Regions from separate parts of the Homo sapiens genome. Here region 1 is linked to region 2. Evidence: read pairs that join two places in POLR2A ChIA-PET (ENCODE). Cell type or tissue: CD4-positive, alpha-beta T cell. All regions are shown on one strand. Each heading gives the region's core, and the rest is flanking DNA. Links, peaks and the distances in the headings are about the cores only. Region 1 overlaps CSAD (cysteine sulfinic acid decarboxylase). Region 2 has its middle 4.6 kb from the start of RARG.

Region 1 (5,368 bases), core at 155-5,154, 63 kb after region 2:
GCAGTGGAAGAGGTAGCCTAAAGTCAGAAAGTCAGTGATCTAGGCTTGTTCCCATGTCACCTTTGTAATTTTGGACAATTAGTTCACCTTCTTTCAGCTAAGAATCCTCATCTTGAAAACAAGAATGAATAAATACCTATTTAGGCTAATTTCTAATACTATTGTGAAGGTCAAATAAGATAATAAATGAGAAGGAAAAACACCCTTTGCAAATCTATTATCATTACTACAGATTCTTGGTTGATGCAAATCAAATGTAAGTAGAATGCAGCATTTTTTCCAGTACCTGCAAATCATTGATTGATTTAACAAATGTTTATGTAATGCCTCTGTGCAAGTCCCTGGGGGAGGGGAGAGGACAATCAAGAAGATGGAAACTAACATTTGAGGGGTCCCTGTTTTCTATTAGTTTACTTAATGAAGGAAAAGACTTAGTTCTCTCCACCCAGGAGAGTACAGTCTAGAAGCAGAGAAAAGATTGTATACATAGGAGAGTTTGTGCCTTTATTAATGTGGGTGTGGAGCCACTAGGGTTTGTTGATTGGGAGATAGCACAGAGTACTTTAGCTTTCTAACCATAAACCTGGCTGAGAGCGCTTCAGGAGACAATTGCCTAGATCCCTTTGTCCCCAGGCAGGCCTCCTCCTGTGTGACCTTCCCTAACTCCCTCTTCCCTCAGGCCCACTCCATCACTTATTCAAATAGCATTGCAATGACTCCTGCTGAGTCTTTTCCTGCACCAGCTCTCTATTGCCTTAAGGAGAGCCTTAGTGTTTTGTCCTTGAAGCCTGTCCTGGGCCAGTTGAACTTTCCTGCCTTTCCATGGTGACCTCTCAACTCCCTCTTGTGGCAATTTCCCTTTATTTTACATGCAGGTCTCTCTTGCCAGCCTGTTAGCTGGAGCCCACAGGGCAGATGCAGCACCTAGGGTAATGCCAGCCAGGCGCTCAGAAGTAGACAACACTCAGTCAATGTTTGCTGAACAAACTGAACCCATTCCCTTCCCTGAGAGCCAGCGGGGGTTGAGGGGTTGCGTAATAGAGATGAGCAGTGTGTGGCTCCCTTTGCCTTCCATTAGACCTTTGATAACAGTGGATTGAGGAGTTGGGAAACCACATGATGTGCAAGGGACATTCCTTGAGCCTGATGATTTGTATATTTTAGAATTCTTGTACCCCCTTAATTCCTCCATATATATATATATTTTTGAAATGGAGTCCCACTCTGTCGCCCAGGCTGGAGTGCAGTGGTACCATCTTGGCTCAGTGCAACCTCCGCCTCACAGGTTCAGGTGGATCCTGCCTCAGCCTCCTGAGTAGCTGGGATTACAGGCACCCGCCACCACGCCCGGCTAATTGTGTATTTTTTAGTAGAAATGAGGTTTCGCCATGTTGGCCAGGCTGGTCTCAAACCCCTGACCTCAGGTGATCCACCCACCTCAGCATCCCAAAGTGCTGGGATTACAGGTGTGAGCCACCACACGCGGACAATTTTTATATTGTTTAAAAAGAACCGTTATTTTAATTCCATAAGCAATGTGAAATGATTGTATAAAGTTATAAAAATATAGATGTGTATAAATAATAAACTTAAAAATCATCCATAACAACACCCAGAAATAGCCACAAATGAATATTTTGAAGTCTTTTTCCTTCTTTTTCAGTATTTTCTTTTTTTCTTTTTTTTTTTTTTGAGATGGAGTCTCGCTCTGTCGCCTAGGCTGGGGTGCAGTGGCGCGATCTCTGCTCACTGCAAGCTCTGCCTCCCGGGTTCACGCCATTCTCCTGCCTCAGCCTCCAGAGTAGCTAGCTGGGACTACAGGGGCCCGCCACCACACCCGGCTAATTTTTTGTATTTTTAGTAGAGACGGGGTTTCACCGTGTTAGCCAGGATGGTCTCGATCTCCTGACCTCGTGATCCGCCCGCCTCGGCCTCCCAAAGTGCTGGGATTACAGGCGTGACCCACTGCGCCTGGCCTGTATGACCCGTTTTACATGAAATGGCCAGACTAGACAAATCTACAGAAACAAAGTAGATTAGTAGTTGCCAGGGGTCGGGGAAGGGGAGAATGGGAAATGACTGCTACTGAGGTTTTTTTTTGGGTGATGAAAATGTTCTGGCGTTAGATAGTGATGATGGTTGCAACAACTTTGTGAATTTATGAAAAAAACACTTAATTGTACACTTTTCACCCCACTTCCTCTGCCATCTTGGTCCTGCTGTCCTGAGGAGCTACCTGTGCACCCTGCCTCCGGCTCTCCTGAGCAGAGAGGTAAGCTTGTCTCTGCCTTAGGTGGAAATGGCCACTAGAGTCCACTTGCTCAGCACTGACTGCCTTTTCTCTCCCACCTGTTCCCACTGGTTTTCTCCCTGGGCACTCTCACTTGCCCTTGTCTGTGCACTGGAGGCCGAGACTGAGCTGCAGGGTTTGGGCCTCAGGCCCGTTTGGGAGAGGAGGCTCCTGCTGGGTAGGTCCGGGAAGGGTTGACAGGCTGAGTAGGGAATGACTCTGCTCTGCCACAGATCCTGATGGCTGACTCAGAAGCACTCCCCTCCCTTGCTGGGGACCCAGTGGCTGTGGAAGCCTTGCTCCGGGCCGTGTTTGGGGTTGTTGTGGATGAGGCCATTCAGAAAGGAACCAGTGTCTCCCAGAAGGTGAGTCCTTTCTTCCTCCTCCTTCCCATCAAGCTTTCTTTCTTTTCTTTTCTCTTTTCTTTTTTCCTTTCTTTTCTTTCTCCCCCCCCCTTCCTTCCTTCTTTCTTCCTTCCTTTTTTCCTTTCTTCCTTTCTTTCTTGACAGAGTCTCGCTCTATCGGCCAGGCTGGAGTGCAGTGGCACAATCTTGGCTCACTGCAACCTCCGTCTCCCGGGCTCAAGCAGCTCTCCTGCCTCAGCCTCCCGAGTAGCTGGGATTACAGGCATGTGCCACCACGCCCGGCTAATTTTTGTATTTTTAGTAGAGACGGGGTTTCACCATGTTAGCCAGGCTGCTCTCGAACTCCTGACCTCAGGTAATCTGCCTGCCTCGGCCTCCCAAAGTGCTGAGGTTACAGGCGTGAGCTACCACGCCTGGCCCAAGCCTTCTCTTTCTCTTTCCAAATCTGGCTCAGAACTTTCCTCCTTTGATAAGATTTCTCCCCAGAATTCATCCCTGCCCCCCTGGGTACCTCAGGGATTTACATTCTGGGTCTTACTGTGTTCACTACTCTTGTTCATTTTCAGAGTTTTGCTTTGGAAATATCCCGAAGTTGTTTTTAGTGCAGGTTGGCCGTGTCTCGTGTCTGTGGAGGTGTGGTTTGACAGCCAGTCCACAGGCATCCCAGGCCCCCAGCATCCCCGGCTCTCTTCCTAGGTCTGTGAGTGGAAGGAGCCTGAGGAGCTGAAGCAGCTGCTGGATTTGGAGCTGCGGAGCCAGGGCGAGTCACAGAAGCAGATCCTGGAGCGGTGTCGGGCTGTGATTCGCTACAGTGTCAAGACTGGTGGGCCCTGGCTTCTGTGAGGAGGAGACTTGGGAGTTTGCCCTGAGCTCTACTCTGAGCTCCCTGGCTTACTCTCCTTCTCCAGGTCACCCTCGGTTCTTCAACCAGCTCTTCTCTGGGTTGGATCCCCATGCTCTGGCCGGGCGCATTATCACTGAGAGCCTCAACACCAGCCAGTGAGCATCCCAAGGCCCCTCTACCATCCCACAAAGGATTTAGGTTTGCTAGAGAGGTGCCTGAGGGGTAGGGGAGGAGAATGGTTCTGCCCTCTCTCTACTGCTTCTGGGAATCCCTGTCGGCAGAGAGTTTTTCCTCATATCCTTTGGACCCACTTTCTCCAAACTTTCTCAGGCCTCCTGACCCCTGTTTTCTCTTTCTTGCTTCCCTGGTTCTGTCACCAACTCGTTCTTCTCCTTGGACTGTTGCTTTGCTCACTCTTCACTGCCTCCTTTTTGTGACTCCTGTGCAGTTTAAGGGCCTGTCTGGGCAGTCCCTCCCCATCTCTCCTTTCTCGTCGTTCTCTCTCCTGGCAGGTACACATATGAAATCGCCCCCGTGTTTGTGCTCATGGAAGAGGAGGTGCTGAGGAAACTGCGGGCCCTGGTGGGCTGGAGCTCTGGGGACGGAATCTTCTGCCCTGGTTTGTGAGAAGGAGGAGGACCTTTCTTTGCCCTTTTTATGAGTTCCTCCTCCCCCACCGTTCTCTTGCTCTAGTGTCTGGCAGGGAGGGATGATTCCTCTTTGATTCCTCTCCAGCTGGACCCAGGCCAGGCCAGGGAGGCGGCTGCCTGGTCCCTTCATGCTCATGTTTGTCACCATTCCCTGGGGTCAGTGGTCTAGTTCCTGCTATCTCCGGACGGGGGCTGTCTCTTGGGGGCAGCCCCAGATGTGGAGAGGTGTGGTCAAGAGGATCTGCTGATCCTGGATCCATTCTGGGATGGTATGATCCTGAGAATTGTGGCCTGGGAGCCAGTCATACCTGCTTCTTTGATGAGCTCTTCTGGTAGAAAGGGAAGGGAGGCAAGCTCCAGTCTTGACCCACTGCTCCTTCCTCTTGCCACCGCCCCCTCCCTGTGACAGGTGGCTCCATCTCCAACATGTATGCTGTAAATCTGGCCCGCTATCAGCGCTACCCGGATTGCAAGCAGAGGGGCCTCCGCACACTGCCGCCCCTGGCCCTATTCACATCGAAGGAGGTGGGGAAGAGGCACAGGCCCAACCCTGGGCTCCTGATTCTAATCTCCAGCCAGCTAAGTAGAGACCTTCCAGGTCTTCTCCCTGCCCTCCCTACATCCTCCAAGGCCAGCCTGCCCCCAGGCGGATGTGCTTCCTTCCAATCAAGGAGGTCAAGTAACTGCTCCTGTTCACATTGCCTTCTGTTTGGGGGCAGAGGAGGGGCCGTGAGTGCAGTGGACACAGTCCATACTCTTCCTACTCAAGAGTGTGGTCTGTGGACCAGCAGCATTGGTATGACCTGGGGCTTGTTAGAAATGCAGAATCTGGCCGGGCACGGTGACTCACGCCTGTAATCCCAGCACTTTGAGAGGCTGAGGTGGGTGGATTGCCTGAGCTCAGGAGTTTGATACCACCCTGGGAAACATAGTGAAACCCCCTCTTTACTAAAATACAAAAAATTAGCCAGGCATGGTGGTGGGCACCTGTAGTCCCAGCTGCTTAGGAGGCTGAGGCACGAGAATTGCTTGAACCTGGGAGGCGGAAGTTGCAGTGAGCCGAGATGACACCACTGCACTCCAGCCTGGGTGACAGAGGGAGACTCTTGTCTCCAAAAAAAAAAAAAACAAACAAATGCAGAATCTTGGGCCCCACCCTAGACCCCAGACCTAGTGGACCAGAACCTGCATTTCATTTTAACCAGACACCCAGGCGATT
Region 2 (5,368 bases), core at 169-5,168:
GTGGAGGTTGCAGTGAGCTGAGATTGTGCCACTGCACTCCAGCCTGGGCGACATAGTGAGACTCTGTCTCAAAAAAAAAAAAAAAAAAAAAAAAAAAAAAGATAATACTAAAACTAAAAATAAAGGCTGGCATGGTGGCTCACGCCTGTAATCCTAGTGCTTTGGGAGGCTAAGGTGAGCAGATAGGTTGAGCTCAGAAGTTCAAAACCAGCCTGGCCAACATGGCAAAACCTCCGTCTCTACAAAAAATACAAAAAATTAGTTGGGCGTGATGGCGCATGCTTGTAGTCCCAGCTACTTGGGGGGCTTAAGCAGGAGGATCACTTGAGTCTGGGAGGTCAAGGCTGCAGTGAGCTGTGTTTGGACCTCTGCACTCCTGCGTGGGTGACAAAGTGAGACTCTGTCTCGAAAATAAATAAATAATAAAAAATAAAAATAAGATAAATGGAAAACCTCTGAGGGTTTTATGCAAGAAATTGTGTGGGTCTTTTTGGCCCTGCGCCTGCTCCTGGTTAGAATGTTCTGCTTCGGCCAGGCGTGATGGCTCACGCCTGTAATCCCAGCGCTTTGGGAGGCTGAGGTGGGCAGATCACAAGGTCAGGAGATCGAGACCATCCTGGCTAACACGGTGAAACCCCGTCTCTACTAAAAATACAAAAAAATTAGCCGGGCGTGATGGTGGGTTCCTGTAGTCCCAGCTACTCAGGAGGCTGAGGCAGGAGAATGGTGTGAACCCAGGAGGTGGAGGTTGTAGTGAGCCGAGATCGTGCCACTGCACTCCAGCCTGGGCAACAGAGCAAGACTCTGTCTCAAAAATAAATAAATAAATAAATAAAAGAATGTTCTGCTTCTTGGCCGGGCACAGTGGCTCACGCCTGTAATCCCAGCACTTTGGGAGGCCGAGGCGGTTACAGTTAAATCACCTGAGGTCAGGAGTTCAAGACCAGCCTGACCAACATGGTGAAACCCCTGTCTGTACTAAAAATACAAAAATTAGCTGGGTGTGGTGGCGGGTGCTTGTAATCCCAGCTACTCAGGAGGCTGAGGCCGAATCACTTGAACCTGGGAGGCAGAGGTTGCAGTGAGCCGAGATGGCGCCATTGCACTCCAGCCTGGGCAACAAGAGCGAGACTCTGTCTCACAAAAAAGAAAAAGAAAAAAGTCCGGGCACGGTGGCTAATGCCTGTAATCCCAGCACTTTGGGAGGCCAAGGTGGGTGAATCACGAGGTCAGGAGTTCGAGACCAGCCTGGCCAACATGGTGAAACCCCGTCTCTACTAAAAATACAAAAAATTAGCTGGGTGTAGTGGCAGGCACCTGTAATCCCAGCTGCTTGGGAGGCTGAGGCAGGAGAATCGCTTGAACCCGGGAGGCGGAGTTTGCAGTGAGCCGAGATCACACCACTGCACTCCAGCCCTGGCAACAGAGTAAGACTCTCTCTAAAAGGAAAAAAAAAGAAAAAGAAAAAGAAAAAAGAAAAAAAATGTTCTGCTTCTTATATAATTGATACAGCCACTTTGGAAATCTATTTGGTGCTATCTGATAAAATTGAACCTGTATATACAGTTTAACTCTTAGTTCTATATCCTAGAAAAACTCCTGCATCTGTGTACTGGGAAACATGTACAAGAATGTTCATGGCTACATTGTTTATAACAGTCCAAACTAAAAACAACTCAAACATTCACCAACAGTAGAATGAAAAAAATAACTTGTGGTATATCCATGCAATGAATACTATGCAATAATAGGAAGACAGCTATGTGTAACAACTTGGATATAGTTCACAAGTTGAACAAAATAAGTAGGAAGCAAAAAGTAATAGAGTATCATTCCATTTATAGAAACTTCAAAAACAGGCAAAGTTGAGCAGTATTGTTTATGAAGGCATACACAGGTGCTAAAACTATAAAGAAAAACAAGTAATTTCTGTGTTTACGATTATTACAAACGTCAGGATTGTAGTTCGTTTTTAGGAGACTGAGGGAATTGTGAAAGGGATGCATGGGGAACTTCTGAAGTATAGGAAATACTCCAGTTTTTGACCTGGATGGCAATGAAGTAGGTATTGACTTTATTCCATTTATTCTGTATACTGTTCATAATATATTTATATACTCTGTACAGAAGGAGGAAATAAAAGTACCGCTTCTTTCTCAGCTCCGTGCCACCTTGTTCAGGTCATTATGCTGATGTTAGAGCACTTCCAAATGCTCGTCTTTCTCACCAGACCTCGAGGACAGTGATCTCTTTATTTCTGGTACCTGTCAGTACCTGGCACATAGCAGATACTCAGTGTTTGCTGAATTGGATTAAATTGAATTTCTCAAGTCTCTCATCCCATAGAGAGGTGGGCAGCTGCAAGAGAAGTGGAAGAACGCTGCTATAGTGAAGAGAGCTCAGGACCACCAAGATCTGGGTTCTCCTCTTAGCTGTGCCACTTCCTAGCTGTGCAATATTGAGCAAGTCACTTAACCTCTCCAGTTCTTACTCCCTGCTCTGTTAAGTGGGGATGAGATAATGTACATGTCTAGCACAATACATGGCACATAGTAGGTGCTCAATAAAAGATGGCTTCTCCACAGCCCCCTCCCCCAGCTCCACATCTTTTCTTCAAAGGAGTCCACCAGAAGGGGCAGCCAGACACCAAAGGGTGGGCTGGAGCACAGATGTAGTTTGGTCAAAGGCTGGCAGACAGGGAGATCTAACTGAAGCTGAATAGAACCCAGGCAGTTGGTGGGAGTTGGCAGGGGAAGCAGGATGCCTGGGTTCTGGGAGTTTCCATCCAGGGGAAGTCCCAGGTGTGGGTGTGGGGGTGCCAGGCTGGCCCCACCCAACACTCTGGCCCCAGGGGATGTGGGCACAGGGAGGAAAGTGGGTCACAGCAGGGCTGGGACTTAACCCCATTGGTTCCATGACCTCTTTGCTGGCTCTAGAGGAGGCACAGTCACAAAGAGGTCTGCTCCCTCTTTCAAGGGGCCCCCAATTCCTTTTCAAAAGGAAGAGACTTGGAACTTTTGTGTCTGGGTAGGAGGAATTGGAAGCTCTCCAGTGGACAGGGGAAAGAGAACCCCGTATCCCCTGGATGGAGATTCTGTGCAAAACAGACAGCTACATCCACCCACACACTGGCTGGCAGACACCTGTAGCACTCGCCTCACACACACTCCAGGCAACTGTGGAGGCAGACGTGCTAGCTCCAGGGAGTGGGACAGGTCAGGGCTGGATCGGGGGAGTGGGGGCATGGTAGAGCAGGCTCAGAGGAGAAGGCCTTCTGTCTGGTGAGGCTCCAGCTGGGCAAATGCAGGAATCCCTCACCCTGGAGGATTTGCCAGCATGGGGCCTTGTTTTCCATAGTATAATCTCAAGTCTCAGCCTGTGAGTCGTCTTCCCTCTCTGTCTCTGTTTCCCTTTCTGGAGGAAATGAATGCATTCAGGTATCTCAGCGTCCTGCTATGACCACAAGGAGGTACTTACCATCCCTCCCTTTTGGCATATTGAAATCCAAGCACGTCACAGGAATGGAAGGCCCCTCTTTTTTGGGGGCAGGGGGAGCAGACTGGCTGAGGGCCAGGACATCAATTCCAGGGCCTTTGCACATACTCTTGAGCAGCACATATATTTCACTGCCCTTCCTTCTCTCTAATCTCCCTCATTTTTTCTCCGAAGACTTTCCTGATCTCCTTGGCGGAGAATACTCCTCTGCTCCATTCTCATGGTCCCTCATGCCTCTCCACACTGATTATTCTAGTTGCAGTTTTGTGGATTATTTGGTTAACAACTGACTCCATCCGACTGTGAACTTGCCAGGGACCATACCTGGGTATTCCCAGAACCTAGCACAGTGCTTATCACATAGTGGATGCCTAATAAAGATTTGTTGAATTAATGCATGGTGCCTGTTCAGGGAAGAAATTCCCAGAGGTGTTTAGGCTAATCCTAAAATCCTGAGCTTCAAAATTAAGTCCTTATTCTATGTGGGGATCTGGGCAGCACTGGGGCTGGTAAGGACCTTCTACACACAAACTCCCTCACCAGGAGAGTCAACGAGCTGGCAAGCAGCAGAATAGGCCTAGTACAAGGGATGGAGTGGAGCAAGCACCAGAGGCAGGGCTGGCACCAGCACTGGCACAGAGCTTGCCTAGGGGGAGGAGGTGGGAGAGGAGAGGAGGAAGGGAAAAGAGAGGACACGTGTTGTACAAAACATGTTTTCATCACGCTCTCCCTGGGTGCCCTGGTCCCCAAGCCCTGACAGCACTTCCATGCCTTAATGATGTCTTTGGGGGCTGCAACACAGCTCCCCCACCACCCCCTATAGTCATCTGCCAGACACCTCTGAGCATGGCATAGGACATCCCCCACACCACCAGATTTGGGCATGGGGAAATGACCTATTCAGTGTCCTGATGCCGGAGGGTTGGGAGGGGGTGAGGGTGAAAATTAGGGTGGGGCAATTTTCATCCTCACCACTGTCCGCCCCCCCAGCATCAGGGCACTGAATAAGTCATTTCCCCATGACTTTCAGGACAGGTGGGACAGATATCTGCATCCTTTTCCTCTCCTCATAATCTCTCCTTTTGGTCTTTGCTCTGGGATGAGGGGAGCAAACAAAGCCTGGTACTAGGGCCCCCAAGATATCATTTCTCCAAGTTGCCAGGGTGACAAAGTAGAGCAGCCACAAACAGAGCAAAGCCTAGAAATAGGGATGACCCAAGGGAAAGAGGAATGAGGGGAGCCCCCTCCACCAGTTTCCAGAGTGGGAAGCCCTCTTCCCAAGCCTCCTCCTGGAATCTCTGGACAGAAAGCTGGCTCTGTTGCAAGCTGGGGAGTGGAGGGTGGGGAGAAGAATCTGAAGCCCTCACAATGCCCCTCTTCCCTGTCCCCCAATCTGCTGCTGCTGTTTGGTTTGACTTCCAAACTGCTGCAGTGAACAGACCCCAGTCACTGGGTCCTGGGGAGGGGCGGTAGAGGGGGCGGGGGTGGAAGCAGTGGCAATCCCAAGGGGAGGGGCCGGCATAGGGCGGGTCTTCCTGGGCATCGCTGCTTGGCTGCTGTCGTCGGCTGGGGACGAGGAGGCCGCCAGAAGGGAGGAGCTACAGTTACCAAGACGGATGGATAGACAAACGCCCACCAGAGACAAAGACCCGGGCAGACAGACAGACAAACCAAGACAAAGGGAGGGCAGAGACAGTTGGAATTCTGACTCCCTCTGTTTTCAGAGGCTACCCCAAGTGTTTTGTCCCCCGATTTAGGCTTCCCTGGCCCCATTTGCTACCTAGATGCACTGTCTCAGAGCTCCAGCTGTAGATCTTTGGGACCAACCCTAAGCCCCTCTACAGAAGGAGAAGGGAAGAGTTCAGAGAGATGA

Evidence for each region. Peaks named below come from ENCODE experiments on the same cell type or tissue, not always from the same donor. Only the 100,000 strongest peaks of a DNase experiment are listed, where the experiment ranks them.
Region 1: POLR2A ChIA-PET joins it to region 2 with 5 read pairs; 19 of 35 experiments call an interaction of 5 or more read pairs at or near these places.

The regions. Positions count from the first base shown.
Region 1 is chr12:53,170,632-53,175,999 of GRCh38, reverse strand. It overlaps CSAD (cysteine sulfinic acid decarboxylase), which reads left to right. Exons shown (of 17, transcript NM_001244705.2): 3 at 2,230-2,272; 4 at 2,524-2,655; 5 at 3,352-3,478; 6 at 3,564-3,654; 7 at 4,012-4,118; 8 at 4,559-4,674. The coding sequence starts at 2,530. Among named protein-coding and RNA genes, the nearest start is that of ZNF740, 7.4 kb to the left of the region's middle. RefSeq lists enhancers at 186-1,121, 3,988-4,487. In CD4-positive, alpha-beta T cell, for the core only: a CTCF peak has its summit at 935; a DNase peak (open chromatin) is centred at 864.
Region 2 is chr12:53,234,115-53,239,482 of GRCh38, reverse strand. No RefSeq gene overlaps it. Among named protein-coding and RNA genes, the nearest start is that of RARG, 4.6 kb to the right of the region's middle. In CD4-positive, alpha-beta T cell, for the core only: no CTCF peak of the experiment used is centred there; DNase peaks (open chromatin) are centred at 2,822, 3,472 and 5,042; H3K27ac peaks cover 3,234 bases.